2 separate regions of the Homo sapiens genome follow, and region 1 is linked to region 2. The links are chromatin loops, found by intact Hi-C in ENCODE. Cell type or tissue: PC-3. All regions are shown on one strand. Links, peaks and the distances in the headings refer to the core of each region. The heading gives the core; the rest is flanking DNA.

What was found. A loop is a pair of places that touch in the nucleus more often than their neighbours do. Peaks named below come from ENCODE experiments on the same cell type or tissue, not always from the same donor. Only the 100,000 strongest peaks of a DNase experiment are listed, where the experiment ranks them.
Region 1: a loop joins it to region 2, with 2.2 times the contacts of the local background. A loop is called at or near these places in 4 of 110 quality-filtered maps.

The regions. Positions count from the first base shown.
Region 1 is chr10:33,359,735-33,375,625 of GRCh38, reverse strand. No RefSeq gene overlaps it. Among named protein-coding and RNA genes, the nearest start is that of NRP1, 33 kb to the right of the region's middle. In PC-3, for the core only: no CTCF peak of the experiment used is centred there; DNase peaks (open chromatin) are centred at 9,535 and 12,305; H3K4me3 peaks cover 4,251 bases; H3K27ac peaks cover 4,872 bases.
Region 2 is chr10:33,505,681-33,521,571 of GRCh38, reverse strand. No RefSeq gene overlaps it. Among named protein-coding and RNA genes, the nearest start is that of LINC02628, 87 kb to the left of the region's middle. RefSeq lists a silencer at 1,657-1,951 and enhancers at 1,557-2,398, 4,976-5,567. In PC-3, for the core only: no CTCF peak of the experiment used is centred there; DNase peaks (open chromatin) are centred at 12,101 and 13,381; H3K4me3 peaks cover 1,218 bases; H3K27ac peaks cover 2,547 bases.

The DNA of each region.
Region 1 (15,891 bases), core at 4,675-12,674, 140 kb after region 2:
CTTCTGGTCCCAAGATTTTGGATAAGGGATACTCAACCTGTATTCGTCTTTTTGACCCTTCTGTTTCTTTTCTTTTGCAAGTTCTTTTTAAACAATCATGACCAAGAAATTAGCTTTTTTTTTTTTAATTTTATTTTTCTTCTCTCCTCTGTGTCCATAGCTCCCTGTGGACTCCTAAGTACATCCATTCAAAGAAAAGAACGCCAGAGACTTAGAGAGGGCTGGCTTTGGGGAAGGCCTTCAAAACACGCCTTCTCATAGGTGCCCAGAGATTCATTAACCTTGCTTCTAAAAACTGCTGGGACTAGAATTTAAACCCAGAGCAGAAAGTCCAAAACCTTTGATTACAATTTCTGGCCTACTTCCAGTAAATCTGGGTCTTCCATCTAAGGTTTCATTCTTGGCCTCAACACTTCACAGAAAGATACGTTTTAATATAATTCACAAAAGCCAGCTATATTTGATAAATTATTAATAAAAATTAAATTAACTTCAACAAAATTTGAACCCAATATCATTAGGTGATTTCCATTTAGAATTTCTATTAATTACTCTGATTTAGTCTAAAATAAATACAAAATATACTTAACAATTCAACACATTTTAAATCTTGCATTTTAATTTCATAGGAGAAACAGGGAATGAAGAAAGAAATAAAATTATTACAATTCGAAATATACAAAACTGTTCAACCCTCGTTTGTTTTATTTGAAAAAAGAAAAGAAAAAAAACCTTGGTTTTCAATTTATTCAAATCAGTGTAGGCACTGCAAATAAAATTTTAGAATGTAGACAGAAGGTCTGTGAAGCATAAATTATAGGTGTTTTCCCAACTGGTTTGTGTGACGGATTTGCTAGATCATAAAAGTTTAATTCACTAGAACTTGGTTCTTCTGAAAAATAAACTAACTGGGCTTGAAAAATCGCATTCATTCATTTAAGGAATTTATATTGCTGTCCACAACACTTGGCAACATGGAAGACAGAGAGAGAGACAGAGAACAATTTCTGACATTAACAGGTACATAGCCTAGAAAGTTGGTTGCAATTACTTGAAGAAAAGGAAGAAAAGTACAGAAACATACATTTGCTATGCTGGAAATCTCAGGAAATCTCGTTTTGGTAAACATGGATTACATGTTGAATTCCCTTGCCCCATTTTGGTTGTCTGTAGCTTGCTTATAAAAAAAAAAAATTGTCCAGTGTTTAAGCATGAGTGAACATACAATGATGAATAACCCATAATCCTTGTCCTCAAGGAATTGCTGATCTTATAATCACTGATAACTAAGTGGTTTTTAATAAGAAGGGAAATCTCCTCTCCCCCAAAACAAGAATAGATAGTTTTGAATAAAATAATTAGAGAGACAAAAGAACCAAATAGTTGGAATTTGTAGAAAGGGGATTATGTTAAGATTGACAACTGACTTTTCAGTGACAAGCTCAACATAGAAGAAAAACAGACTTCAGGGAGCAAATTTGAATTTCTGGGCCAAAAACCGGTTGTGGTTTGGGAAGATAATGCAGACCCAAAGAAATCTGTGAGAATGGCCTCTCTATCTACACAAAGCTGGATACTTGTCTACACTGGATACTTAAATGTTTCTTTTTCCTTTTTGTTATTTATTTATTTATTTATTTATTTTTTGAGATGGAGTCTTGCTCTATTACCCAGGCTGGAGTGCAGTGGTACCATCTTAGCTCACTGCAGTGTTTGCCTCTCAGGTTCAAGTGATTCTCCTGGCTCAGCCTTCCAAGCAGCTGCGACTACAGGTGTGAACCACCACGCCCAGCTACTTTTTGTATTTTTAGTAGACATAGGGTTTCACCATGTAGGACAGGCTGGTCTTGAACTCCTGACCTCAAGTGATCTGCCCGCCTCAGCCTCCCAAAGTGCTGTGAGTCATTGCGCCCAGCCTGTTAGGGAGGAATTGGGACTGCCTTCTACCTATAGTAAGTGGTGACCCCTGGCCCAAAAAAGAGTTTCAAAGGTGGAAGATTGAATGTCAGAAGCAGAAACTGCAGGATGCACACCCTGCACACCCCGCACACCTCCTCCTGCCTCCCACTTCAAGTCCCATGACCTTCGCCCTACCTCTCAGCACCAAAAGCAGCAAAGCTAGGCCACCAGAAGGGCTACATCATCATCAACAGTAATTTAGACCCTTAGCAACAACCAATTTAGACCTTAATGACTCTCATTCTGCACTTTTTCACTCTGCAGAATATAGATAAAATAACAAGCACATCAGAAATGAGGTAAGTGAGAAACTGAAATTGTAAACTTGGACTTGAAGTCTGTACTTCAGTGCAACTTTTAAACTTCAGTCTTAGAGATTGTCTGTTCATAATATGAAACTAAGACTCAAGTAAACCTTTTAAAAATCTGGATCAGCCTGTAATCCCAGCACTTTGGGAGGCCAAGGCGGGCAGATCATGAGGTCAGGAAATCAAGACCATCCCGGCCAACATGGTGAAACCTCGTTTCCATTAAGATACAAAAATTAGCCAGGCATGGTGGTGTGTGCCTGTAATCCCAGCTACTTGGGAGGCTGAGGCAGAATTGCTTGAACACGGGAGACAGTGGTTGCAGTGAGCTGAGATCGTGCCACTACACTCCAGCCTGAGCAACAGAGCAAGACTCTGTCTCAAAAAAAAAAAAAGAAAAAAATCTGGATTAAAAAAAACCTTTTTTTGTGTTCAGTAGAATTGGCAGATTTGAAACAGAATCTATGACAGTATCTACCTGAAAACCCTTGAATTACTTGAAAAAAGAATCTCACAGAACCACGGAAACTCAAGTTGGCGAGAACTTGGAGAGTAATCTCCAAAACCAAGGAATAGATTTTCCGGGGAATTCTCTACTTGGAAGTACCTAAGGTATTGGCAATTCTGTACTGGAAGCTACTAGGGTTTGGATGTTTGTCTCCTCCAAAACTGATGTTGAAACTTAATCCCCAATGTGTCAGTATTGAGAGGTGGGGCCTTCAAGAGATGATTGGATCATGAGGGCTCTTCCCTCTTGAATGGATTAATCCAGTCGTGGATTCACGGTTATCATGGGAGGGGAACTGGTGGCTTTATAGGAAGAGGAAGAGAGACCTGAGCTAGCCCATCAACACGCTTAGCCCCCTTGCCATGCTATACCTTGAGCTGACGTGGACCCTACCATGAAGAAGGCTCTCACCAGATGCAGCTCCTCAACCCTGGACTCTTGGCCTCCATAACTGTAAGAAATACCTTCCTTTTCTTGTAAATTACCGACTTTCAGGTATTCTGTTATAAGCTACAGAAAATGGGCTAACACAGAGACTAAGGACTACTTATCCTTCAATATTCCTCCCACATCATCCTTGACAAAGTCTGCCTATGTGAGAAGCTATGCTACTCACATTTCTGAAACTAATTGGTAAATAAGACTATATGCTTGCCTCCAAAAACAGGACAAAGTAATTTTGACAACTACAACAAAATAATTTGAACTAGGAAACACATAAGGGAATCTTGCCATTCAAAGCAGTAAAACGAGGCCAGGTATGGTGGCTCATGCCTGTAATTCCAGCACTTTGGGAGGCTGAGGCGGGTGGATCACCTGAGGTCAGGAGTTTGAGACCAGCCTGGCCAACATGGCAAAACTCCATCTCTACTAGAAATACAAAAGTTAGCCAGGCATGGTGGCAGGTGTCTATAATCCCAGCTACTCAGGAGTCTGAGGCAAGAGAATCTCTTGAACCTGGGGGAGCAGAGGTTCCAGTAAGCCGAGATTGTGCCACTTCATTCCTGGCTGGGCAAAACAGTGAAACTCCATCTCAAAAATAAATAAATAAATAAAATCAGCAGTAAAAAGAGTTAGGGAAAGGAAGACTTCTCATTCCCGCAATTTTTTTCTCAAAAACTCGAACTTCTAGAAGGACCTGTTCATTTTTTCATTTTTCAAAGTCCTTTTCCATTGATGCCCTCATCTCCTTAGATAAAGCCAAACATGGAATTATTTTTAAGTCATAACTTTTAAAGAGAAATAAAATTTGAAGGGTAGTATACACAAAAATCCATCCTGCATTTCATAAATTATAAACCTGAGGCATAAGGAACTTAATGACTTGCTGAAGGTCGTATAGTGAATATATCAAAAAACCAGGGCCCTATCTTCTAGGAAGATTAGAGTCAGATAAGCGTTGACTCTAGGGACAAAACAATAATGAGGTAATGTTTATAAAGCACTTAGCTACAAACCTGGAATATAGTAAACACCTAATAAAGGTCATCATAATATGTTTCTGTCTTCAGCAATCTCTGGATGATAAGTATGATGAAGGAAATAGGTGGGGAAGGACGTGCTGAGTAATGAAGAACTGCTAATTTCATACAAGGGGAATCCTATTTAAATTCGTAGTAACCATACCTCCTGCCCCCTTGACATAGACTCCTTTTAGCCTGGCTCTTTGATTTAAGATAAATTTCAGCCTATTTCTTTTGCCTTCTCTACCTCTCTGAACACTAAATTTTGAGTGCCCATTAACATTAAAAATACCAGCCTGATACACATCAATTTGGATTGGAAAATAAAGAAAGCTTAAAAACAACAACCAAAAATACCAGCAGTGTACTCAATAAAGTGGGAAATGAATGACAGGACTACAAAAATTTACTTCAACAGACTTCAGAGAATGTAACTTAATTTTTGTCAAATGCAAAAGGCATATTTTCAAGCTTCAACAAGGAAACCTAAATATTCAAAATGCCTAAACTTTGTTGAAGATTCATTCAACAAATGCTCACAGATCTTTCATTTGTCTGGGTAGACCTCTTGATGGTAAAATCTATCCAAACTAGCTATGGTCCTTCTATGATTTGGATCTGGTTTGTATGACTCAGCCAAGTCTCAAGTTGAAATATGATCCCCAGTGTTGGAGGTAGGGCCTGGTGAGAGGTGTTTGGACCCTGGGGTAGATCTATTCATGGCCAAGGCTAAGGGGTGCCAGCATGTGCAGATCATATGGGCAACAGAGGAAACAAGAGAGGGGAGGGAGGTGCCCTGCTCTTTTTAACAACCAGTTCACATGCTGGTTCCCCTTCCCCTTCCGCCATGAGTGGAAGCAGCCTGAAACCCTTACCAGATGCACATGCTGGCTCCATGCTTCTTACACAGCTTGTAGAACGGTTAGCAAAATAAACCTCTATTCTTTATAAATTATGCAGCCTTAGGTATTCCTTTATAACAACACAAAAGGACTAAGACAGGTCCCTGCAACTGTATTTTCAAAGAAGCAATTCCACCAAACCTAAAATGGCTTGACTGTGTTCCCACCCAAATCTCATCTTGAATTGTAGTTCCCATAATTCCCAAATGTCGTCTTGAATTGTAGCTCCCATAATTCCCAAATGTCATGGGTGGGACCAGGTGGAGGTAACTGAATCATGAGGGCAGTTTCCCCCATGCTGTTTTCATGATAATGAGCAAGTCTCACAAGATCTGATGGTTTTATAAGCATCTGGCATTTCTCCTGCTGGCACTCATTTTCTCTCTATTCCCGCCCTGTGAAGGGGTGCCTTCACCGTAATTGTAAGTTCCCTGAGGCTCTCCAGCTATGTGGAACTGTGAGTAAATTAAACTCTTTTCTTTATAAACTACCCAGTCTCAGGTATTTATTCAAAACAGGGTGAGAACAGACTAATACAAAACCCTTCTGCCGGTGCCTCATTCCTCTATCTTATTCTCTTGAGTGTTTATCGAATGTGATCCTCCCTCCACAAAAAAATTAGAGTCAGAGTATCTAAATAACTTTCTCCGAAATCTTAAAGCATTTGACATTTATCAGCAAACTAATTTCACCTGTAGGATGAAACTAATAAAGTGCAGTACCTCCCCCCTCCCGGCCCCGCCCCTGCTTTCACCATGTGAACTGCCTGCCACCACTTCGCCTTCTGCCATGAATAAAAGTTTCTTGAGGCCTCCCCAGAAGCAGATGCTGGCACCATGCTTCCTGTACAGTCTGCAGAACCATAAGTCAATTAAGCCTGTTTTCTTATAAATTATCCAGTCCCAGTATTCCTTTAAAGCAATGCAAAAATGGCCTAATAAATGTCTTTTTTTTTTTTTTTTGAGATGGAGTCCCACTCTGTTGCCCAGACTGGAGTGCAATAGTGCTATCTCAGCTCACTGCAAGCTCCGCCTCCCAGGTTCATGCCATTCTCCTGCCTCAGCCTCCCGAGTGGCTGAGACTACAGGCGCCCACCACTGTGCCTGGCTAATTTTTTGTAATTTTAGTAGAGACGCGGTTTCACCGTGTTAGCCAGGATGGTCTCGATCTCCTGACCTCATGATCTGCCCACCTCAGCCTCCCAAAGTGCTGGGATTACAGAAAGTGTTTTTTAAAAAAAGAAATTCCTTCATTTTCCCAGATCCCAATTTCTTTGTCTATAAAATGATGGGATTATGTCAGTTGCTGGATTTTCAGCTTTAGAATTTTGTGAGGCAATGTCATTGATTTCATTTTCTAAATATGTCCGCTATCTTCTATGTTGCATTCTACCCTGACCCAGCCAATGCGATCTCTCTCGTAATAGAAACACCACTCACCAAGGTGGTCAGACAATAACCTAGAAGGCATCCTTCATGCCTTTCTCTCATAACCCACATTCAATCCATTTTAAGTACCGTGAGCCCTGATTTCAAAACATATGCTGAGTTTGTCTCTTTCTCACCATCTGCGCTGTTATAATTGCATTCCAAGCCACCTCACTCTCTCTTTTCTCCTAACTTCTTTTCCTGCTTCCACTTTTGCTCTTATAAGGTTTATTCTCTACACAGAAGCCAGAGTGATCCTTTTAAAACATAAATCAAATTCTTCCCTTTTCTACAACGAGCATGTGCAGGTTTCCTTCCATCTTAGAACACCTTGTGAAGTCCTTACCGTGGTCTGCAAGAGCCTACAAGGTTCCACCACTATGATAACATTCTCCCTTGGCTTACTGCCCTCCAGCCACACTGGCTCCCTGTTGTTCCCACTCAGGGCATTTGCACATGCTAACCCTCTGGCTGGAACACTCTCTTGGTACCTCCACTTGACCCCCTACCCTACTTCACAGGTCTCTGTTTCAATGTTCTCTCCTCAAAGAGAGTCATCTTGATCTCCTTATCTAAAATAACTGCCCCATCACTCTCCGTTGATTCCCTCATTCTTTAGTTTGCTTCCTGCCTCTTATTACCAATGTGTTAGATTGTTTCTCTACTGGTCGGTAATGAATCATGCATTCTCATATCCATGCCCCTAGCTTTGTGACTTTCTCTGGCCTGTGGGGCATTAGCAAACATGACACACACAGAAACTCAATAAGCACTTGCTCTTTGGTACTTGTTCCCATGGAACCCTAAGACCACCCAGAGACAAAACATGATGTGGTCAGAAGGGCCTGGCCACCCAGTGCGCCCAGCCAAGCCCAGCCAAGCCCAGCCACCAGCTGACCTTCCGGTTCAAAGGAGCCACAAGTGTGAGTCCAGGTGAGGGCAGCAAATGACCCACCCTCTTGCCCACAAAATAGTGGGAAATCATGAACAACTCTTGCTTTAAGATACTTAGTTTGAGGGGTTTTTTCAACAAACTAAAATATAACCAATGCAGCTCTCATGGCTTATTATGTTTTCTTATTGTTATATTATTATTCTTATTCCATTGAAATGTAAACTCCATGAGTAAAGGGGCTTGGTTTGTCATTATTGTTAATTCCACCACATAGAACAACTCATTGAGTATATATTCAATGGTGTTGAGGATACTCTTAATAAATATGTATCAACTTAATGACTGTATGGATGAATGAATGAGCAATTTCATAGTTTACAGACAAATATGCTACTTAGCCAAAGCAAACTTTCTCAGGACCATTCTGTATTTTTAGGTTATAAGAAGAGGCATAAAGGTGGCATTTCAGGTTGTTTCTCATAATTCACCCTGTTTGAAAATGGAAGTTTTCCTCCCAAAATCATTTGAAACCTGTAATTTAAACCTCCCAACCTCAGTCCTGATATTTGCACTACACTCTGCTGTCCATCAGTGACTCCTGTAGGAGAAGTCACTTCAAAGTGTGTGGCTGTCAATAGCTGGTTAACACCAAAGTGCAACAAGCACTTTGCCAGAAAACTCTTCACCATTCATCCTAAGTGATGGAGAAGTACCAGAGAGAATAGGAAAGGTATCTGACAAGATGAACCTAACCTGAACAAGTGCAGGGCAATTTGAAATGTCTTACAATGTTTCTGTTCCTTTACACAGTAGGTGCCCATGGCCCAAACCACTGCAGTGCCTACCCCATCTTTCTGTTAAATCTGAATCCCTGTGAGCTTGTGATGCATGAGCTGAATGTTTGGCTGACTACTTTATTGATTTTTAAATGTACCCATCGCTGAGCCTTCAGATCCATGTACAAAGAACGATACACCTTTTAAGTAACAGTTATTTTCTGGAGGGTATAATTATAGTTATAAAACTGCCATTCCTCCCACCATGTTAGAAAAAATGTCTCCCTGCTCACCAGCAGCCTCTGGCCCTGATGAATGAAGAAGGACCTGTACATGAGGAAGCTCAATAAATTCTATGGGTGACAGAGGAATGCAGAGCAAGAGGCCAGATCTAACATCCCGTCCCCTGCATGGTACACTGGCTCTGCTTCTTCCCAGTCAGACCAAGACTGGGAAACCAAATTGACAAATGAGGCACCAAAAAATAAAACCTTAAATGGAGCCACAAAGCCAGTTGAATATAAGCAGACATTAGACTGCAGAGATCAAGTTGTCTAGGGCCATTAGCCTTAGGGACAGCCTGGTGTCACAGAAGGCAGACAGACCTATGAACTGGGTGCTGGCCTGCTTGGGACTGTATCCCACTGGTTTCATAGCCTGGAGTCTCTTCAGCTGTCTGGAATGCAGTGTTTTTATCTGCAAAATGAGAAAATTGTACTAGATGAGCTCTAAGGCCCTTTTAGGCTTAGAATGTTATGGACCTAAATCAGCAATATCAAAAACATGCTGTTTTACCCTATCTCAAGAGGTGAGCCATGAAATCAGTATTTTTAGCAATTGCTAAGCGTAAATTAATAACCCTACAAAGCAAATTGTTTTTATAAAACTGCCTCCTTGATGTTGCATTATATTTGTCTCTAAAGCAAACAATATGAATTGATTTATTCTGCAAGTATGTATTGAATGCTACTGTTAGAGAAGCAGCAAGTTCATATGCCCACTGTGCAGTAAGAGACCAATACAATGAGACAGCAGGACTTGCAGCAGAGAAAGAGTTCAATGATCACAAGGCAGCAGAGTGAGGAGATGGGAGGAGCCCCTTCAAAACCATCTCCCCTAGGAATTCTGGGCTGGAGTTTTTAAGGGAGACATGGAGGGTGAGGGGCTGGAAAATTGGGGTTGTTCATTTTTCAGGGTAAGGGGGATGAAATCATCAGGATGTGGAAACTGTATTCTTTGGTGAATCACCTCCTGTGGGGTTCTTCAGACCAGCTGAGTCACTAGTAGTTTTATTGGTATGCAGGAACTGAGAGAATATCTCAAAGGGAAAACAATTCTTTGTAATGTTCAAGTTATCTGTAGATCAGTAAAGGGGAACTTTTATCTTGTAACAGGGTCTACATGATTCTGAGGCAACAGGCAGCAAACCACTATGAGGAAGCAGGCTGACCTCATGACTAATGCAGAGTGTGCTTCAAGCTTGGCTTATTTTTATTTCTCCCCCTTCCTTCTCCCCTGATTAACTCTACAGTTTATACACTTTATAGTTTTCATCAGGGGAGAAGGAAGGGGGATGGTTTCACTACTGTATGTTGGATTGTCTAGCACAGAGGACAAGATAGATGAGGACTCTGCCCCCAATACCCCATGGAAGGCTGTGGACATGTTATAAAGGATCTTCCATTCCAGGCCAAAGAGTCTGGATCTGAATCTATAGGGAATGAGTTCCTGAAGACTTTAAAGGAAGGAGTTACAGGTCACTGTGGTTCAAAGTGGGATTATTCTGGCAGCAGAGCTTCTGAAAGGGGAAGGAGCAGGAGTTAGAGAGGCCAACAAGAAGGCTGCTCTCATACTGTGAGTAAAAAATGATGGGGCCTCTCTGCTTCTGCTACTGACGTCTAACTGTTGTAACAAATAGACCCAACCATGTCATAGCTCAACACAAGAGGCATTGCTCTGGGCAGTCACTCAGGACTGTGGGGTAGCTGTCCTCTGGCATGTTCACTCAGAGACCCAGGCTCTGCCATGTGCAGTTCCACCTCCCACAGGGCCTTGTAACTGGCAACATTCAGCCAGTAGAAGATGAAATGGCAGGAAGAATGTGAATGGCAGGTTCCTAGGGGCCAAGCCTGCAAGGGGCATGTGCCATTTTATTTATCTTTCCATTGGCATGGCCAGGTAGATACCAGGGAGCCTTAGAAAACCATGTCCTCTCTCAAGTGCCCAGGATGACAAGGACAATGGATTGTGGATAACTTTTGGAAGTTTCTTCTATAAGACATGAGCAAAGAGAAACTGGCTGGAAGGATGAAGATGCGGGGATGAAATGAGGAGATCCTTTCTGCAGTATGATCACAGGATATGGTGACAATTTGGAAGGAAGCTAGAAAATGAAAGGGAGAGGCTTGGTGATGACCCAGAAGTTTCTAGCTTGGAAAATTGAAATGAAAAATATTGCAAATAAGATGTAATCTTTTTAGGAGGGCAATATGGTGTTATCCATCAAAATTTCAAATGGAGCATACCTTTCACACAAACATTCTACTTTAAGAACTTATCCTACGGAAAAATTAACACAATCTATATGCAAAGACATTCACTGAGTATTACTTGAATTAGCCAAAAAAAGGAAAATTATGTAAATGTCCACAAAGAGGATGAGTTAAAATAAATTATAGGCATATAAGTATGCAACTATTAAAAATAGCAAGATTAATCTATATGTATTGATATAAAAAGATGTCTGAATTGCACTGTCACATTTAAAAAGCAAGTTGCAGAATGACATATACAACTGTGTTTTGGGATAAAAATATATGTATGTATATTCATTGAAGAAAAACTCTAAGAATATACCAAAACCATTAGTGTTTATTTTGAGAGTGGTATATTGTTTAAATGTATTTTTTCTACAGACTGCCTGTTTACACTTGCATAATAAAAAACATATATAATTTTGGTTTTCAAAGTTATTATTATCATTTTATAGATTAGATAAAGCCATGCATGCATAGGCTTAAAGGAAGGAGCAGGAGGTGAGTTCCGGGTATGTATGTGTGCACGTGTGGATATGTGTGCTGTTGTTTTTGTTGTTCCTCCAAAGCACTTTGTAACATCAGCAGTTTTCTTATTTTAGAATAGAGAAAACAGAGGCTCAAAGAAACTAATGGCTTCCTGAAGATCACACACATCTGAAGGATCTTTACTCAGGCTTTATGTAAAAGATTGTCAAGCCCTTCTCTGCCGGGGCTCTATTCTACACAAGCCCCCAGCAGGCAGACATGAGTGGTGGCCTGATGGGCCCACAGGGGTGAGCAGAGAGAGCAGACAGACAAAGGCAATGAGCAAAATAACATGGGATATGCCTTTTATTGGAAGAACAAGTGAAATGCCAACTAAAATAACCCTTTTGTCTATTTTCACCTTGCCCAATTCCTCCTATTTCTCTTTCCTCTTCTTGCTCCTTCCCTCTTTTTGGATTCTGCCACTTTTCTTTTCTTTCCTCTCTCTACTAAAAAGAAAAAAAAACTGAGGTGAGGAGACAGGGGAGGAAAAAGGGAGATACAAATCTTTCCATTGTTTTCTGTATTGTCCAAATGTAGCCATAGGGCTTTTCGTTTGTTTGCATTGTATATGTTTTTATTTTAGTTTGTAATCATAGGCACTTGAAAGACACGGGCAGTGCAATTTGGGGTATTTGGTATTCTGCCTTCTACAGGGAAACAGTCCTATCCATAAACCTCTATTATTAACCTCTTGATCATAGGTACCATTGAAGAAATAAGTGGCAATTGTTGATTTGCTAAAATTATACTTTGATCTTAGCAATTAAGTTCTGTGTGTCTATCCTTTCTTAATCGATCTAGTCATCTTGGTCAAATGAGTTCCATGAAACAAATAACAAGGGCATACATTTAGTTTTAAATTCTTTGTGTTGTTTTTGATGAATCATAAATGAATGTATAGTAAAGATTATAAAAGAGATTTTATCTGTAAGGTATTTCATAGTGAACCTAACCATCACACATACTTGTATGAGCTCACAGAAGCCTATTTCCACATAATAAGACACTCCATAATCTACACTTGAAATCTGATGGTTAGCTTTACAGTCACTACATACAGAGAGACAGAGAAAGAGAGAGAGAGAAACTTGGCTTGGCAAATATCACTAATAGCCAATACTGTTGCAACTTCATCTCTATTGCTTTACTCTTAAAAATGATAAGCAGAAGAGGGGTTCTTGCATTTAATGTAACAATGCAATTGTTATTGTACAGATAATCCTAAAATGCAGATGGTGATATCTAAATAAAGTTAGTAACAGTTACTGAAAATAGTTTGTTATATTCTTTTTTAATAAATGAAAATAATAAGCTTCACCATGCAGATTTGCTTTGAATATAACAATTCAGACAACTTCAAAGTTATTGCAGTGTATTCAGATGACAACAAAAGGTGTAATATTTTTATTTGTAATAAAAATTCACATAAGACGCTTTTCAAAAAATACAATTGTGTGTGAATGTCTTAAATTGTTATCATTTCTAGAAATCTTCTTCAGCTTTCTCTGCTCTCAAGAAAACCAAATAAATTAGATGAGACTGAGCATTAATTGGTTGCCAAGATTCATTTTTGTCAAAATCATTTTGGAGTTGTAGATGTTCATAAGAAGACTAATTGCAAAGTGGTTTAAATTATTTTTATTACAATTTAATTGTTCCAAACAATTTTCCCTTAGGATTATTTTTTCGAAGTCATTTGTTTCACTTTATCAAATGACCTTTTAAGAAGTTCTATAATCTGCATACGTTGTCAAGACAAAATAGAAAATATGCAGATACACCGGCACTGCCAGTTTCTTTTCTTCTCTTCTTTCTTCTCTCTTCTCTCTTTCTTTCTGAAAGCCATGTATCTTCTTATTAAAATAATTCAAACAAGAAAGACACATATAAGTAAAAATCAAAAAGCCCTGCCTAAATTTAATCAGCCTAATTTAGCTTTTGTGAAAAGTGAAAATATTTTAAAATAGTATACTCAATATTTGATATGAAAAAGAATATGAAAACATTCAAACAGATGCTGTTTATAATATTGTATTAGTCCATTCTCACATCACTGTAAAGAAATACCCGAGATGGGGTAATTTATAAAGAAAAGAGGTTTAATTAGCTCATGGTTCTGCAGACTGTGCAAGAAGCACAGCAGCTTCTGCTTTTGGGGAGGCCTCAGGAAGCTTACAATCATGGCGGATGGTGAAGGGGAAGCAGGCATGTCTTACGTGGCTGGAGCAGGAAGCCTAGAGAAAAGGGAGGTGCTACACACATTTAAACAACCAGGTCACATGAAAACTCACTCATTATCATGAGAAGAGCACTGAGGGGATGGTGCTGACCCATTCATAATTAACCAGCACCATGATCCAATCACCCCCCACCAGGCCCCACCTCCAAAATTGGGGATTACAATTCAACATGAGATTTGGTAGGGACACAGATCCAAACCATATCAAATATTAATATATCATCTAGAATATATAATAAAAATATAATACGAATATATCTATATCTTTGTTTCTTTTTCACAAATCTGAATTTTCAATTAAGTGTTGCATTTTGTCTTTAAAGTTTTTTGTATGGGAATCTTTGAAAACCCTAAAAGTTGTTTCTTTCCAGGAGTACAATCTTGTACATTTTCCTTTCTGTGTGCTGACCGATACCAAAGTGTGTCAGTCATCAAAATACATACAGATACATACAACCTAGTATATTTGCATTTGCCTAATATGAAAGTTACATTATTTGACATCTGAGTCCACAAGATAGAGAGGAAGCTTGGAGACTGACAGTCTGACTGATGGTCCCCTTTCTATTCATACATTGAGCAAGTTTCCATGGGGTCGATATGAAGATTTGGACTGTCTGCCCTTCCAGTCTTGCGACGACACAAGAAAAGTAATAAAGGTGGAAAACAGAATGGGATTCATCTACAAATGATCAAACAAACACAACATTATTTAACGGCTAAAAGCTGGGTGTATTTAATATGTAATTTACTCTCAATAATAATGTCAGTCTCATCTATATGTACTTATCTATATGATGGTACTTGGAGATGGGGCATTTGGGAGGTAATCAGGTCACAGGGTGCAGGCTGCATGATGGGATTAGTGACCTTATAAGAAGAGATAAGAAAGAGCTTGCTTTCTCTCTCTTCTCCCTCTACCGGGTAAAGTACACAATGAGAAGATGGCAGTCTGCAAACCAGGAAGAGGGTCTTCAACAAGAACCCCAACCATGCTGCCACCCTGATCTCACAGTTCCAGCCTCCAGAACTGTGAAAAATAAGTATTTGTTGTTTAAGCTACCCTGCCTATGGAATTTATTGTATCAACACAAGCTGACTAAGACACATGCATTAATATGTGGCCATGGGGTGAATATGGAAAAAACCAAGAAGTGGAAACATACACAGATTAAAGAGTTTTGTTATGGATTGAATTGTGTACCCCTCAAATTCACATGTTGATGCTCTAACCCATGATGCGACTTTATTTGGAGACAGGGCCTTTAGGGAGATAATTAAGGTTAAATGATGCCGGGCCCAGTGGCTCACACCTGTTATCCCAGCACTTTGGGAGGCCAAGGCAAGCAGATCACCTAAGGTCAGGAGGTCCAGACCAGCCTGGCCAATATGATGAAACACCATCTCTACTAAAAACACAAAAATTAGCCAGGTATGGTGATGCACACCCACAATCCCAGCTACTAAGTAGGTTGAGGCAGGAGAATTGCTTGAACCTGGAAGGTGGAAGTGGCAGTGAGCCGAGATTGTGCCACTGCACTCCAGCCTGGGCGAGAGAGAGACTCCGACTCAAAAAAAAAAAAAGAAGATTAAATGAGGTCTTAAGGGTGGGGCCCTAACATATCCTTATAAGAAGAGGAAAGGACATTGGCTATCTCTCTCATCTGGACCCTCACATGTGAGGCCATGTGAGGACTCAGCAAGAAGGCTTCAGTCTACAAGACAGCAAGTGAGGCCTTGCTAGACACAAACCCTTAATCTTAGCCTTCTAGTCCTCAGAATGGAGAGAAAATAAATGTATGTTATTTCAGCCACCCAGCCTATGATATTTTGTTACAGTTGCCTGAGTAAACCCATTTTAATACGGGTTTAAAATGTGTGTTCATCCATTTGCTAATGAAAGGTGAATGGAAAAGGAAAGATGGAAGATATAGGAGAGGTGCAATAACTGGTGGAACAACGTACCAGAGGAGACTTGAGGTGATGGTATCCAGAACACAGGCAACTTTCACTGAATAGAGCAATTGTTCCAGAATTTTCTAGATAGGGACTTTGAGAACTTCATGAGCATTCTGACTTCTGGCACGTACAGTATTTTAAGAAACGTTTCAAAGTTGTACCCGTTCCCCTTTAGCTCAGAGGAAATGATCCCTCTTCCAAAAGTAAGCCCTACCTATGCCTAGGGTTTCAAAACTTCCCACAACCTGGAGATCTCTTGGACTGGTTTCTTCCTCACCTTTCTGCAGTAACTCTCCTTGACCTCTATCTCCTGATATGGTTTCACTGTGTCCCCACCCAAATCTCATCTTGAACTGTAGCTCCATAATTCCCACATGCTGTGGGAGGGAC
Region 2 (15,891 bases), core at 7,592-15,591:
TGTGAGTTTTTCCAACCCTTCATCCCTTTCGCTTGAAGCCTTTCAGACTGAATTTACAAATGAGGTTTTAAACTGGATCACCTCAAGATGAATTTCCGTGCTCAGTCAGATGTTAGCAGTGCATTATTTGGGTTGTATAAAATGGGAGTTTAGTAAGGTTAATTTCTCCCTCCTCCCCACTTTAGGCTAATTATTGGAGAAAGTGTTTGCAGACCTGGAACTTCTCATAATTCATCCTGCCTTCTGTTTCTTTAGCATTGGGGCTCATAAATCTCTGTTTGCGATGACATAATTGGTTACCAGAGGAATGCGGTGGTACTGCCAGCTGAAAGTTACAGCTCCAGACTCCGAGGAAACCCAAACAGACTCATTCCAAGAGATACGACCTACCCTTTTCTTTCTTTACTGCAAGGGTTGTTGTGTCCAGATCCTCTCATGAGCAGGGGTAGCCACAACACACCAAATTAAGAGAAATTGAGCTGGGCACATTGGCTTGTACCTGTAGTCCCAGCTACTTGGGAGGCTGAGGCAGGAGGATGGCTTGAGCTCAGGAGTTCAAGGCTGTGTTGACCCATGATCATGCTACTGCTCTCCAACCTGGGTGAAAGAGCGAGATCTTGTCTAAAAAATAAAAATAAAAAAATGAAAAAAGCACAAACTCTCTAAACTTCAGGATGAAAATCGAAAATGAGAATACCCCAAGAGGAATTACGTGCTTCAGAATTTATCTATTAGAAGGCACAACGTTAAGAAGTATCGAATCAACATAATTCCCCTTAGAGTTCACTTACCTTTGAAACATAGCCAGAAATAATGTAATCTTCCATTTCTAATTTCTGCTTCCTTCCTCTCTTTATAGTGTCTGTGAATTTGCATATCTATGACATCTATATGTATTATGCATTTGAAAAATTTATATAAAGAAAGTGAGAATCGCGGCACATTAGAACTCTAAAAACACTTAAAAGATTTAGTCCAATCCCTAGTTTTAGAGATGAAGGCACTGAGGTCTAAAAACATATCTGAGGTCCATTTACTGAAAGCGGAGTTATTGTCCCAGAAGGGATGGAATCCAGGCTCCTAGCCCCAGCCAAGCCTTCCTCGTGCCATGCTGACCAGCCTACACATTAGCTAGACATCAGACCAAGAGACAGTTCCATTCATCTTGGCACATTCCCATTAGTGGTTATGAGAATTCTATTATTAGAAAACAGCTAGTGTAAGTATTCTCATTTCAAACTCAGGAAATAGAAATGAAATTGAAAAGTATTTAAGTTCACTAAATAGAACATTTAGATGGTTCTAATGTCACCATCCTCATCTTTAAAATGAGGGGGTTAACTGGTCATCCTTGGGTCATCCCCAACCGAAATACTCGAGAATTCTAAATCAAGCTGAATGTTTTCTGTGAGATTTACTCCTTTCCTCTCCCGGTCTATTCCTCCTTAACAATCTGAAACTTTTAATTTCCCCAAATATAAAATAGAGCTAATAATAATTTCCAAGCAGTGGTGACAGCAAATAAGATGATACACATAAGCACATTTGATCCCTTGAATAAAAAGCAATGTGAAGATGCACAGTGAACTACTTGCAGCAGTTCAAAAATAGGAAGTAACTGTAGAATATGATCATCTCTAGATTAAGCACATGTGGGTTATTGTTTGTTTCGTGGATTATTGCTAGCAAATGTTCAATTTCAGGTTGACTCCCCTGCCACTCAGAATGCATCGGGATCCGTCGGGATGAACTCAGGGAAACACTAGCCACTTTTCATGTTTTTATTAGAAAGGTAATCGGCTACTGTTTTGGAAATGCAAATTCCAAAGCACATCAGAACTATGTCATCATGGCATTTTGCCTGCTGTTTTGGGTCATTTACATAACAGTTTCCTTCATTAGCAGGGGTCATCAAGGGCCAATCATAATACAATCTACAGAATTTAGAAAATGCCTTTCTTGTATTATCATTGGTTTCCTCTTTATCATCTCGCCTGCAAAAATATCTGTAAAAAATTCTTAACATTGGTCCATGCTCTTAAATGAATGTGCCCTGGCTAGCTTTTGTTATCTATTAAATAGATATGTTAGTTGCCATTGCGGACATGGCTGCAGTAGAGCGATCTATTAGGTTGGTAGGAAAGCAATTGCAGCTTTTGCCATTACTTTAATTCGAGGCAAAAACCCCAAATTAAAGGTTAAATTTTGCCAAATTCATTGGCAAAAACCGCAATTACTTTTGCACCAACGTAAGGAATCTGACTCAATATATCCCCATTGTCAGCTGATGGTTTCTAATGTATAACTCCTCCGGCAAAGCATACACGGCTAGTTGCAATGAACAAAGGCTTGCTTTAGGAAGAAACTCTCACGGACAGCACACAGGGTGATTTTGAAAGTGTAGGCAAGATCCTTTTAGGAAGCAAGGAAAGCGTGTGTATGGATTTATGTCTGTGTGGGAGAACACAGCTGTAGATAATAGTATCTTCATGTTATTTCTCTTGCCTATCATCCCTTGCCCATTTAAGGGAGTTAATGTGATATTGTGTAAGGAATGGAAGTTTAAATGACTTAATATATAAAGTGAAATATTATTAAAATATTATGTTCAATTCTGCACTTGAATCTTTAAAGGGGATAAAAACAAATGGAAGCTTTTTTGGAGCAGGGCAACCAGACCAGAAGAAACCACACTCTCTGAGGAACATTAAAGGAAATGGGAGAAGTTGTGTCTGGAGATGAGAGGCTCGGGAGGGATATATTAGGTGTCTTTAAATATTCGAGGCATTGTCATAAGGGAGAAAGACTTTAATTATTCTAGTTAATTTTTAGGGATACGGAAGGACAGATCTCAGCTTATAATAAGGAGTTTTTTGTTGTTTTTTGTTTTGTTTTGTTTTACTTTTTGGTTTGTTTGTTTGAAACAGGGTTTTGCTCTGTCACCCAGGCTGCAGTGCAGTGGCTGAATCTCAGCTCACTGCAACTTCTGCCTCCTGGGTTCAAGTGATTCTCCTGCTTCAGCCTCCCAAGTAGCTGGGGTTACAGGCACATGCCACCATGCCTGGCTAATTTGTGTGTCTTTAGTAGAGATGGAATTTCACCACGTTGGCCAGGCTGGTCTCAAACTCCTGACCCCCAGTTATCCACCTGCCTCAGCCTCCCCAAGTGCCAGGATTACAGGCATGAGCCACTGCGCTCGGCCTAAGGATATATTTTCTAAGGATCAGAAAGATGGGAAGATTTGGTGGTCCGTGAGCCTCCAGCTGTGGAGGAGTTTGGACCCCATGTGGCTGATGGCAGGTGAGAGAAGCCAATGCTGGCAAATGATTGGGTCAGGTGATCCCCAAGGGCTCTCTCAGTTTAGGGAGGTTATGATGTTAACAGAGTGACTTTGGCTAAATTACCACCTGGGCCTCCATTATCTCACCTATAAAATGATAGATCTAGACTAACTCAGCAATTGTCAACTACTTTTTTCATAATGGTTCAACAAACTTCCTTTTCCTCTCCCTCCACCCCTGCCTACCTGCTCCTAAATGAAATCTTATATAGAATTCCAACATAAAGAAAGTTTAAGGGAAACTTTAGTCTCTGGAAAAGGGAATTGAAAGCCCGGAGCTCTTTCCCCTCGGCCTCCGGCCTTCCACTCTACCTTTTCTTCCTCTTGGGCAACCTCTGAGTACCTCTGTGGAATCTGAGAATTACAATCTAAAAAACACAAGATTAGGCCCACCACGGTGGCTCACCCTGTCATCCCAGCACTTTGGGAGGCTGAGGTGGGCGGATCACTTGATGTCAGGAGTTCAAGACCAGCCTGGCCAACATGGTGAAACCCCATCTCTACTAAAAATACAAAAATTAGCTGGGTGTGGTGGCGTGCACCTGTAATCCCAGCTACTGGGGAGGCTGAGGCAGGAGAACCGCTTGAACCCAGGAGGCGGACGTTGCAGTGAGCCAAGATCACAAGACTGCACTATAGCCTGGGCAACAGAGTGAGACTTTGTCTAAAATAAATAAATAAATAAATAAATAAATAAATAAATAGATAAAAACTACAAGATTAAAAGCTTTCTAATATTCTTACCAGATCTACATTTTTACTATTGTCATATAATTCTACTATTATTCTTTAGCCAGATTAATAAACATTAAAAATTTCTTTTTCTACCTGTTGCAAGCTTGAGGCTTACAGAAAAGAAATTATGTTGCACAGTGGTTAAGATTACGAACTTCACTTAGAACCATAAAAGCTTGGGTTCAAGTTTCTACGCTGTCTTATTAGTTTGGTGACAAAGGGCAACTTGATTAGACTTTTTAAGCTTGCCGTTGTAGAGGTAGAACGAATACCCCCACCTTATGGAATCTGGGGGAGGAGTAAAATGATCATTATGTTTACAATGTGAAATAAGCCCTCAACAAGGTGGTTATTTCATTAATAAAAAGACCAACTAAAATGGAATGAAAAAATTCTCACACATGGTGACAATTTCTTATCACTGGTAGTAAAAACTAGAAGTCAAAAATTTTATAACTATCTTCCAAAACTTGGCATAAGCCCATCTAAGGGAGGAAATCCGATGACATTGCTATCAGACCCCTCTGACTCTTCTGTGTGGCCTTAAACAAAATCCTCAGCTGGTTTAGGATGCTGTCCCATTAATCAAATGAGACTGCAGTATTAAAAAGATGCCCTCTGGGGAGGAGCCAAGATGGCCGAATAGGAACAGCTCCGGTCTACAGCTCCCAGCGTGAGCGACGCAGAAGACGGGTGATTTCTGCATTTCCATCTGAGGTACCGGGTTCATCTCACTAGGGAGTGCCAGACAGTGGGCGCAGGCCAGTGTGTGTGCGCACCGTGCGCGAGCCGAAGCAGGGCGAGGCATTGCCTCACCTGGGAAGCGCAAGGGGTCAGGGAGTTCCCTTTCCGAGTCAAAGAAAGGGGTGACGGACGCACCTGGAAAATCGGGTCACTCCCACCCGAATATTGCGCTTTTCAGACCGGCTTAAGAAATGGCGCACCACGAGACTATATTCCACACCTGGCTCAGAGGGTCCTACGCCCACGGAGTCTCGCTGACTGCTAGCACAGCAGTCTGAGATCAAACTGCAAGGCGGCAACGAGGCTGGGGGAGGGGCGCCCGCCATTGCCCACGCTTGCTTAGGTAAACAAAGCAGCCGGGAAGCTCCAACTGGGTGGAGCCCACCACAGCTCAAGGAGGCCTGCCTGCCTCTGTAGGCTCCACCTCTGGGGGCAGGGCACAGACAAACAAAAAGACAGCAGTAACCTCTGCAGACTTAAGTGTCCCTGTCTGACAGCTTTGAAGAGAGCAGTGGTTCTCCCAGCACGCAGCTGGAGATCTGAGAACGGGCAGACTGCCTCCTCAAGTGGGTCCCTGACCCCTGACCCCCGAGCAGCCTAACTGGGAGGCACCCCCCAGCAGGGGCACACTGACACCTCACACGGCAGGGTATTCCAACAGACCTGCAGCTGAGGGTCCTGTCTGTTAGAAGGAAAACTAACAACCAGAAAGGACATCTATACCGAAAACCCATCTGTACATCACCATCATCAAAGACCAAAAGTAGAGAAAACCACAAAGATGGGGAAAAAACAGAACAGAAAAACTGGAAACTCTAAAACGCAGAGCGCCTCTCCTCCTCCAAAGGAACGCAGTTCCTCACCAGCAACAGAACAAAGCTGGATGGAGAATGATTTTGACGAGCTGAGAGAAGAAGGCTTCAGACGATCAAATTACTCTGAGCTACGGGAGGACATTCAAACCAAAGGCAAAGAAGTTGAAAACTTTGAAAAAAATTTAGAAGAATGTATAACTAGAATAACCAATACAGAGAAGTGCTTAAAGGAGCTGATGGAGCTGAAAACCAAGGCTCGAGAACTACGTGAAGAATGCAGAAGCCTCAGGAGCCGATGCGATCAACTGGAAGAAAGGGTATCAGCAATGGAAGATGAAATGAATGAAATGAAGCGAGAAGGGAAGTTTAGAGAAAAAAGAATAAAAAGAAATGAGCAAAGCCTCCAAGAAATATGGGACTATGTGAAAAGACCAAATCTACGTCTGATTGGTGTACCTGAAAGTGATGTGGAGAATGGAACCAAGTTGGAAAACACTCTGCAGGATATTATCCAGGAGAACTTCCCCAATCTAGCAAGGCAGGCCAACGTTCAGATTCAGGAAATACAGAGAACGCCACAAAGATACTCCTCGAGAAGAGCAACTCCAAGACACATAATTGTCAGATTCACCAAAGTTGAAATGAAGGAAAAAATGTTAAAGGCAGCCAGAGAGAAAGGTCGGGTTACCCTCAAAGGAAAGCCCATCAGACTAACAGCGGATCTCTCGGCAGAAACCCTACAAGCCAGAAGAGAGTGGGGGCCAATATTCAACATTCTTAAAGAAAAGAATTTTCAACCCAGAATTTCATATCCAGCCAAACTAAGCTTCATAAGTGAAGGAGAAATAAAATACTTTATAGACAAGCAAATGCTGAGAGATTTTGTCACCACCAGGACTGCCCTAAAAGAGCTCCTGAAGGAAGCGCTAAACATGGAAAGGAACAACCGGTACCAGCCACTGCAAAATCATGCCAAAATGTAAAGACCATCGAGACTAGGAAGAAACTGCATCAACTAATGAGCAAAATCACCAGCTAACATCATAATGACAGGATCAAATTCACACATAACAATATTAACTTTAAATATAAATGGACTAAATTCTGCAATTAAAAGACACAGACTGGCAAGTTGGATAAAGAGTCAAGACCCATCAGTGTGCTGTATTCAGGAAACCCATCTCACGTGCAGAGACACACATAGGCTCAAAATAAAAGGATGGAGGAAGATCTACCAAGCCAATGGAAAACAAAAAAAGGCAGGGGTGGCAATCCTAGTCTCTGATAAAACAGACTTTAAACCAACAAAGATCAAAAGAGACAAAGAAGGCCATTACATAATGATAAAGGGATCAATTCAACAAGAGGAGCTAACTATCCTAAATATTTATGCACCCAATACAGGAGCACCCAGATTCATAAAGCAAGTCCTCAGTGACCTACAAAGAGACTTAGACTCCCACATATTAATAATGGGAGACTTTAACACCCCACTGTCAACATTAGACAGATCAACGAGACAGAAAGTCAACAAGGATACCCAGGAATTGAACTCAGATCTGCACCAAGCAGACCTAATAGACATCTACAGAACTCTCCACCCCAAATCAACAGAATATACATTTTTTTCAGCACCACACCACACCTATTCCAAAATTGACCACATAGTTGGAAGTAAAGCTCTCCTCAGCAAATGTAAAAGAACAGAAATTATAACAAACTATCTCTCAGACCACAGTGCAATCAAACTAGAACTCAGGATTAAGAATCTCACTCAAAGCCGCTCAACTACATGGAAACTGAACAATCTGCTCCTGAATGACTACTGGGTACATAACGAAATGAAGGCAGAAATAAAGATGTTCTTTGAAACCAACGAGAACAAAGACACCACATACCAGAATCTCTGGGACGCATTCAAAGCAGTGTGTAGAGGGAAATTTATAGCACTAAATGCCTACAAGAGAAAGCAGGAAAGATCCAAAATTGACACCCTAACATCACAATTAAAAGAACTAGAAAAGCAAGAGCAAACACATTCAAAAGCTAGCAGAAGGCAAGAAATAACTAAAATCAGAGCAGAACTGAAGGAAATAGAGACACAAAAAACCCTTCAAAAAATCAATGAATCCAGGAGCTGGTTTTTTGAAAGGATCAACAAAATTGATAGACCGCTAGCAAGACTAATAAAGAAAAAAAGAGAGAAGAATCAAATAGACACAATAAAAAATGATAAAGGGGATATCACCACTGATCCCACAGAAATACAAACTACCATCAGAGAATACTACAAACACCTCTACGCAAATAAACTAGAAAATCTAGAAGAAATGGATACATTCCTCGACACATACACTCTCCCAAGACTAAACCAGGAAGAAGTTGAATCTCTGAATAGACCAATAACAGGCTCTGAAATTGTGGCAATAATCAATAGTTTACCAACCAAAAAGAGTCCAGGACCAGATGGATTCACAGCCGAATTCTACCAGAGGTACAAGGAGGAACTGGTACCATTCCTTCTGAAACTATTCCAATCAATAGAAAAAGAGGGAATCCTCCCTAACTCATTTTATGAGGCCAGCATCATTCTGATACCAAAGCCGGGCAGAGACACAACCAAAAAAGAGAATTTTAGACCAATATCCTTGATGAACATTGATGCAAAAATCCTCAATAAAATACTGGCAAACCGAATCCAGCAGCACATCAAAAAGCTTATCCACCATGATCAAGTGGGCTTCATCCCTGGGATGCAAGGCTGGTTCAATATATGCAAATCAATAAATGTAATCCAGCATATAAACAGAGCCAAAGACAAAAACCACATGATTATCTCAATAGATGCAGAAAAAGCCTTTGACAAAATTCAACAACCCTTCATGCTAAAAACTCTCAATAAATTAGGTATTGATGGGACGTATTTCAAAATAATAAGAGCTATCTATGACAAACCCACAGCCAATATCATACTGAATGGGCAAAAACTGGAAGCATTCCCTTTGAAAACTGGCACAAGACAGGGATGCCCTCTCTCACCACTCCTATTCAACATAGTGTTGGAAGTTCTGGCCAGGGCAATCAGGCAGGAGAAGGAAATAAAGGGTATTCAATTAGGAAAAGAGGAAGTCAAATTGTCCCTGTTTGCAGACGACATGACTGTTTATCTAGAAAACCCCATCGTCTCAGCCCAAAATCTCCTTAAGCTGATAAGCAACTTCAGCAAAGTCTCAGGATACAAAATCAATGTACAAAAATCACAAGCATTCTTATACACCAACAACAGACAAACAGAGAGCCAAATCATGGGTGAACTCCCATTCACAATTGCTTCAAAGAGAATAAAATACCTAGGAATCCAACTTACAAGGGATGTGAAGGACCTCTTCAAGGAGAACTACAAACCACTGCTCAAGGAAATAAAAGAGGACACAAACAAATGGAAGAACATTCCATGCTCATGGGTAGGAAGAATCAATATCGTGAAAATGGCCATACTGCCCAAGGTAATTTACAGATTCAATGCCATCCCCATCAAGCTACCAATGACTTTCTTCACAGAATTGGAAAAAACTACTTTAAAGTTCATACGGAACCAAAAAAGAGCCCGCATCGCCACGTCAATCCTAAGCCAAAAGAACAAAGCTGGAGGCATCACACTACCTGACTTCAAACTATACTACAAGGCTACAGTAACCAAAACAGTATGGTACTGGTACCAAAACAGAGATATAGATCAATGGAACAGAACAGAGCCCTCAGAAATAATGCCGCATATCTACAACTATCTGATCTTTGACAAACCTGAGAAAAACAAGCAATGGGGAAAGGATTCCCTATTTAATAAATGGTGCTGGGAAAACTGGCTAGCCATATGTAGAAAGCTGAAACTGGATCCCTTCCTTACACCTTATACAAAAATCAATTCAAGATGGATTAAAGATTTATACGTTAGACCTAAAACCATAAAAACCCTAGAAGAAAACCTAGGCATTACCATTCAGGACATAGGCGTGGGCAAGGACTTCATGTCCAAAACACCAAAAGCAATGGCAACAAAAGCCAAAATTGACAAATGGGATCTAATTAAACTAAAGAGCTTCTGCACAGCAAAAGAAACTACCATCAGAGTGAACAGGCAACCTACAACATGGGAGAAAATTTTTGCAACCTACTCATCTGACAAAGGGCTAATATCCAGAATCTACAATGAACTCAAACAAATTTACAAGAAAAAAACAAACAACCCCATCAAAAAGTGGGCGAAGGACGTGAACAGACACTTCTCAAAAGAAGACATTTATGCAGCCAAAAAACACATGAAGAAATGCTCATCATCACTGGCCATCAGAGAAATGCAAATCAAAACCACTATGAGATATCATCTCACACTAGTTAGCATGGCAATCATTAAAAAGTCAGGAAACAACAGGTGCTGGAGAGGATGTGGAGAAATAGGAACACTTTTACACTGTTGGTGGGACTGTCAACTAGTTCAACCATTGTGGAAGTCAGTGTGGCGATTCCTCAGGGATCTAGAACTAGAAATACCATTTGACCCAGCCATCCCATTACTGGGTATATACCCAAAGGACTATAAATCATGCTGCTATAAAGACACATGCACACGTATGTTTATTGCGGCACTATTCACAATAGCAAAGACTTGGAACCAACCCAAATGTCCAACAATGATAGACTGGATTAAGAAAATGTGGCACATATACACCATGGAATACTATGCAGCCATAAAAAATGATGAGTTCATATCCTTTGTAGGGACATGGATGAAATTGGAAACCATCATTCTCAGTAAACTATCGCAAGAACAAAAAACCAAACACCGCATATTCTCACTCATAGGTGGGAATTGAACAATGAGATCACATGGACACAGGAAGGGGAATATCACACTCTGGGGACTGTGGTGGGGTCGGGGGAGGGGGGAGGGATAGCATTGGGAGATATACCTAATGCTAGATGACACATTAGTGGGTGCAGCGCACCAGCATGGCACATGTATACATATGTAACTAACCTGCACAATGTGCACATGTACCCTAAAACTTAGAGTATAATAAAAAAAATAAAAATAAAAATAAAAAATAAAAAAAATAAAAAGAAGGAAAAAGAAAAAAGAAAAAAAAAAAAAAAAAAAAAGATGCCCTGTGGGTGGATCACCTAAGGACAGGTGTTCGAGACCAGCCTGGCCAACATAGTGAAACCCTGTCTCCACTAAAAATACAAAAATTAGCCAGACATGGTGGCGAGCATCTGTAATCCCAGCTTCTTGGGAGGCTGAGGCAGGAGAATAGCTTGAACCTGGGAGGTGGAGGTTGCAGTGAGCCGAGATCACCCCATTGCACTCCTGCCTGGGAGTGCAACAGAGTGAGACTTGGTCTGAAAAAAATAAAAAATAAATAAATTTTAAAAGATGCCCTGAAGAAGGATCGGGGGTTCAGTTTATCCAAGAGAGCACTAACTTTTGGGACTAATTTTCCAAAAGCCAAAAGCCAAAAGCCTTCTTGGCAAAATCTCAGCGCTACCTCTTATAACCCTGCCAAACAGTCTTAGTGCTTTATTTTCTGTCTAGGGACCATCTATACTTTTTACCTAAAATGGAAGTGTATTTGTTCAGCAAACATTTGCTGCACACTTACTCTGTATAGAGTTTTAGAGGAAAACAAGGAAACAGAAGAAATCACATCTTTAAAAGGCTCACAGTTTAATTCAGAGACTTGCAGCCGTACCTTAGAGTTAGGCTAAGAGGGTTCACAGTGACCTTGGTTCCTGCTACTCATCTTCCCTTCCTAGTTATTTCTCTTTGCATCCCTCCTTTGCTAAAGTCTGGAGCTCTCTTGCTGCTCTCTGTCCATCTAAAGTAGCCTTTTGCATTCATTTACATAGACACATCTTTTGATGTTCCATGCTCCAAAACGAACTCTCGTGTTTTTTTCCATATCCCTAATAAGGACTCCCATGCTACAGAGTCTGACCCTAAATGTCTAAAGAAAACAGTCTTACGTGGGGATAAGGTGAACAAGATTAATAGGCTTAATTCTCCCCTTTCCCACCTCTCACTTAGGGAGGATTTATGTTTTAAATAACCTTTACACATGTAAATTAATTAGTCTGAAACAGTGTCATTGGTGGGATGTGTGAGCAGGGTGCTTGAGTGTCGCTTTCTGTTCTGATCGTGTGCTGACCTCCATGCTAAACTCTGAAATCACACATCAGTATGGACTCATTGAATAGTTACATAGAAGGGCCTATCTAGAAACAAACAAATGAAAATTACGTGGAGTATACATGGCTTCATAACATTTGAGGGCAAGCAAAATACAGAGAAACAAATCAAGGAAAAGGTTTGTTGAGACAGACTCCCTGGGGTAGGAATGTTTTCATGTGGGTTTTCAAGGGGGTGACGTCATATGCAAACCCGATCCCACTTTTTCTCCTTTCTTAGAAGTTCTGAAAGAGAGATGAGAGTGCAGATATAGATGAGGATAGTCTGTCTAAGGATAATACCAAAGGTAAGTGTGCTTTGAGGTTTAAAATATTTGCTGGAAGCTATTTACTGACTGGTTACTAGGAGACAGCATGACTCATTGCTAACTTCCCCTCCGGGGCCAGCGTTCAGTCATTTATCACCTAGCACATTGGATCAAGACTGATAGAATCTTTAGAAAAAATTATGGAGTTCTCTATTCTAGTAAGGAGGCACTAAACTGTGGAAATAAAATGATCCCTGAAGATGAGGTCCACTGAGAAAGCATCCCGACATGTGTTCTGTATGTACTAACAGTCCAAGGATTAATGTGTGGTGGAGAGATATATACAAGATAAAATACAAACAACGTACATATTAAACAACTGTACAAAGCAATATTAAACCAACGTCAATAGTGAATACTGTATCTTCCCTGAGGACTTCCCCCCCGACCCCCACCCCAGTTTCTGAATGAATATATTTACATTATAACTCGGTATTCCTAATTTCCATGAAACAACACACTTAAATATTCCTTTAATAATCTTTCTAAAGATTCAAATAAGTAGAATAGATGAGGGTAGATTCCAAACAATCAGGTCTTTCAAGATAATTCATAAATTTAAATATAAATTCTAAGATAAATTTGGAAAATATTGAGGGTTGAATTGACATATGGGAAAAAATTAGTCAAATCATTTATACATTGCCCACAACCACAGGGGCATCACTATAATGTAAAGTTTATTGGAAAATTTTTTTTAGATAGAATCTCACTGTGTCACCTGGGCTAGAGCACAGTGGCATGATCACAGCTCACTGCACCCTCAACTTCCCAAGCTCAAGCCATCCTCCCACCTCAGCCTCCTGGGTAGCTGGGACTACAGGCATGCACTCCATGCCCAGCTAATTATTATTACTATTATTTGTAAAGATGGGGTCTTACAATGTTGCCCAGGCTGGTCTTGATTCCTGGACTCAAGTGATCCTCCTACCTCAGCTTCCCAAAGTGGTGGGATTACAAGTGTGAGCCACTGTGCCCAGCCTCATTGGGAATTTTTACAAAGAAATGTCTTGACATATTTCCATAACAACAACATCAGAATTGTCAGAGACAAAGCCTAGATAATATAAACTTCATCTGATAGGAGAAGGAAAGTATTTAAACATCAAAAGAATGGGAAATGATGTTTGTGCAGTTATGTTTGTGAGTGTGAGAGTGAGTAAGCGTGCAGCATATTGTAAAAATAAGCGAAAGGTGATGTGGCAAGAGTGTGTTTTGAAATATTTATTGAAGCTTTCACTCTGTGTTTTGCCTTGACCTTCGCCTGTTCAAAGAGGTATCAAGGTCCGTGCTGTGGTAGGGTTCCCTACTGTAAAAGCTGTCAAAATTCTGAGTCCATTGAGAAGATCGGTGGCTTAAGAAAGAGTGCAAAGTGCAGCTCTCTCACGGGGAGAGAAGAGAGAGTAAAAGACAGAGAAGGAGGGAGGGAGGAAAGAAGAGGAGATTGCATTTTCTCAGAGCAATTAAGATTTCCCTAGTCCAGGCCAGACACAGTGGCTCACGCCTGTAATCCCAGAAATTTGGGAGGCCAAGGCAGGTGAATCACCTCAGGTCAGTAGTTCAAGACTAGCCTGGCCAACATGGTGAATCCCCGTCACTATTAAAAATACAAAAGTTAGCCAGGCGTGGTGGCGCATGCCTGTACTCCCAGCTACTCTGGAGGCTCAGCTACTCTGGAGGCTCAGGTAGGAGGATCACTTGAACTTGGGAGGTGGAGGTTGCAGTGAGTCGAGATTGCGCCACTGCACTCCAGCCTGGGCAACAGAATGAGACTGTCTCAAAAAAAAAAAAAAAAGAAAAAAAAATTCCCTAGTCCAAGAGTATGAGGATCTGCTCCTGCTCCCTGAGGCCATGGCGGGACCTCAGGGAAGGTGAGTGTGTGATACACCTGGGGAAGTGCCCCAAGACTCTTGGTCCCAAGCTTGGTACAGAAGCCCACAGAACAGAGATTATCACGTGGCCAGGGACAATGTGCCTCTCAACAGGCATCAAACAGAGGGGCCTAGTCTATCCAATATCTTGACATGTCAGGCAGATCCCCAAGCCCTGCTCAAATCTGCTGAAGATGGTGATAGAGAAACCTCAAGAATGGTCAAGCTTTTATTTCCTCCAGCCCAGTGGGAAAAGGGCTTAGAGAGGATATTACATTGATTTATGGAAAATAAAGCATCTGAGTTTATAGACTAAGATTTATACCTGCTACAAAAGTATGAATCCTTTTATCCTATACATATATATACACATATATACTAGAGGGCACATGCTACTGAGACATATTGCTTGGGTTCAGATTTTGCAACACTAACTAGCTGCGTGTGATTTTAGGAAGTTTCTTAACCTCACTGGCCTCAGTTTCTGTGAAACTGAAATTAATCATAGCACCAATTTCACATGGTTGTTGTAAGAATGAGATGAGATCATCTGTATCTTTGGCACAGAACAAAGGCTGAACAATGATAAGCTATCATAATAATTATTATTATTATTTATTTTTCTTCCATAAATGTCCCAGTCACTACCTAAATGTGAAGGAGAGATCTAGTCCTAAAAAAAGGTTTCCATTGACAGCTCAAGTTATTCGTGGATTTTCTTTCATGATAGCCTTAAGAAATAAACAAATAGACAAAAGTCTCTGTTTTTCTTTGGCCCCTAGGTGACCACTAAATTACATGTGAAACAAAACATGTTCAAGAGAAATGTCCCTGGAAGAAAGGAATTTTTCCTAAATCTTAAATAGCAAGTTTCTTGAATCCTAAATAAGGGTAGTGTCACGCCTCTGCCAAGTAGGAATGTCAGTATGGGGGTAGGAAGTCCAGCTGTATCCTCCCATCAAATGGAAATTAGTTGGATTCCTGATGCTAAGGGTTCCCATGGGCTCTTCATATGACAGATAAGAGGACGAGGGGGGTGAAGAATTATTATTTATAAATAACACACCAGAGTGCCTGAGGTTGGCCAACCTTAAATTCAATGTTCAAAGTTTGGAGCAGGTGTCTACAAACTTTTATCCCTAAGCCACACTAAGAGGACTATTTATGAAATACATCTGTATCCTTGGATGGCTATGACAATTGGTAATGGTCATTGGGGTATTATACGAAATATGTTTGGTCTTTGTTCCCAGTTCCTGACATGGGGTTCCTAAAACCCCTGGAATCTTCTGAGTGATAGGACTATTTTTGTTATTTATAATGAAGCCACTTGATCACTTTCTGAGTTTATGGTAAAGAGATTACGTAGGGTGACACCCCTAGATAGTCTCTGTATGGAGCCAGTCAACAGAAAGACAAGGTGATTAGAGGATTAGAAGGTTGGAGCTGTCAGCCCCACCTACTGATAGCTGGTGGGTTGGTGGGGGGCAAATAGAAATCAAGCTTCACAAAAACTTGAACAACAAGATTTGGTGAGTTTCCAGTGGCTGAATACAGGGAGGTACTGGGAGGGTGGAGCCCCAGAGACGGGGTGGAAGTTGTGCACCCCCATAACTCACGGTATCCATCTCTTCCTCAGCTGTTTATCTGTATCCTGTGTAATATCCTTTATAACAAACTGGTGAACATAAGTAAGTGTGTTTCCCTGAGTGCTGTGAGCCATGCTAGCAAATTAAACCCATGGAGGGAGTAGTAGGACCCCCGATTTATAGACGGTTAGTCAGAAGCACAGGCGACAATGTACTAACCTTGCAATTGGTGTCTAAAGTTGG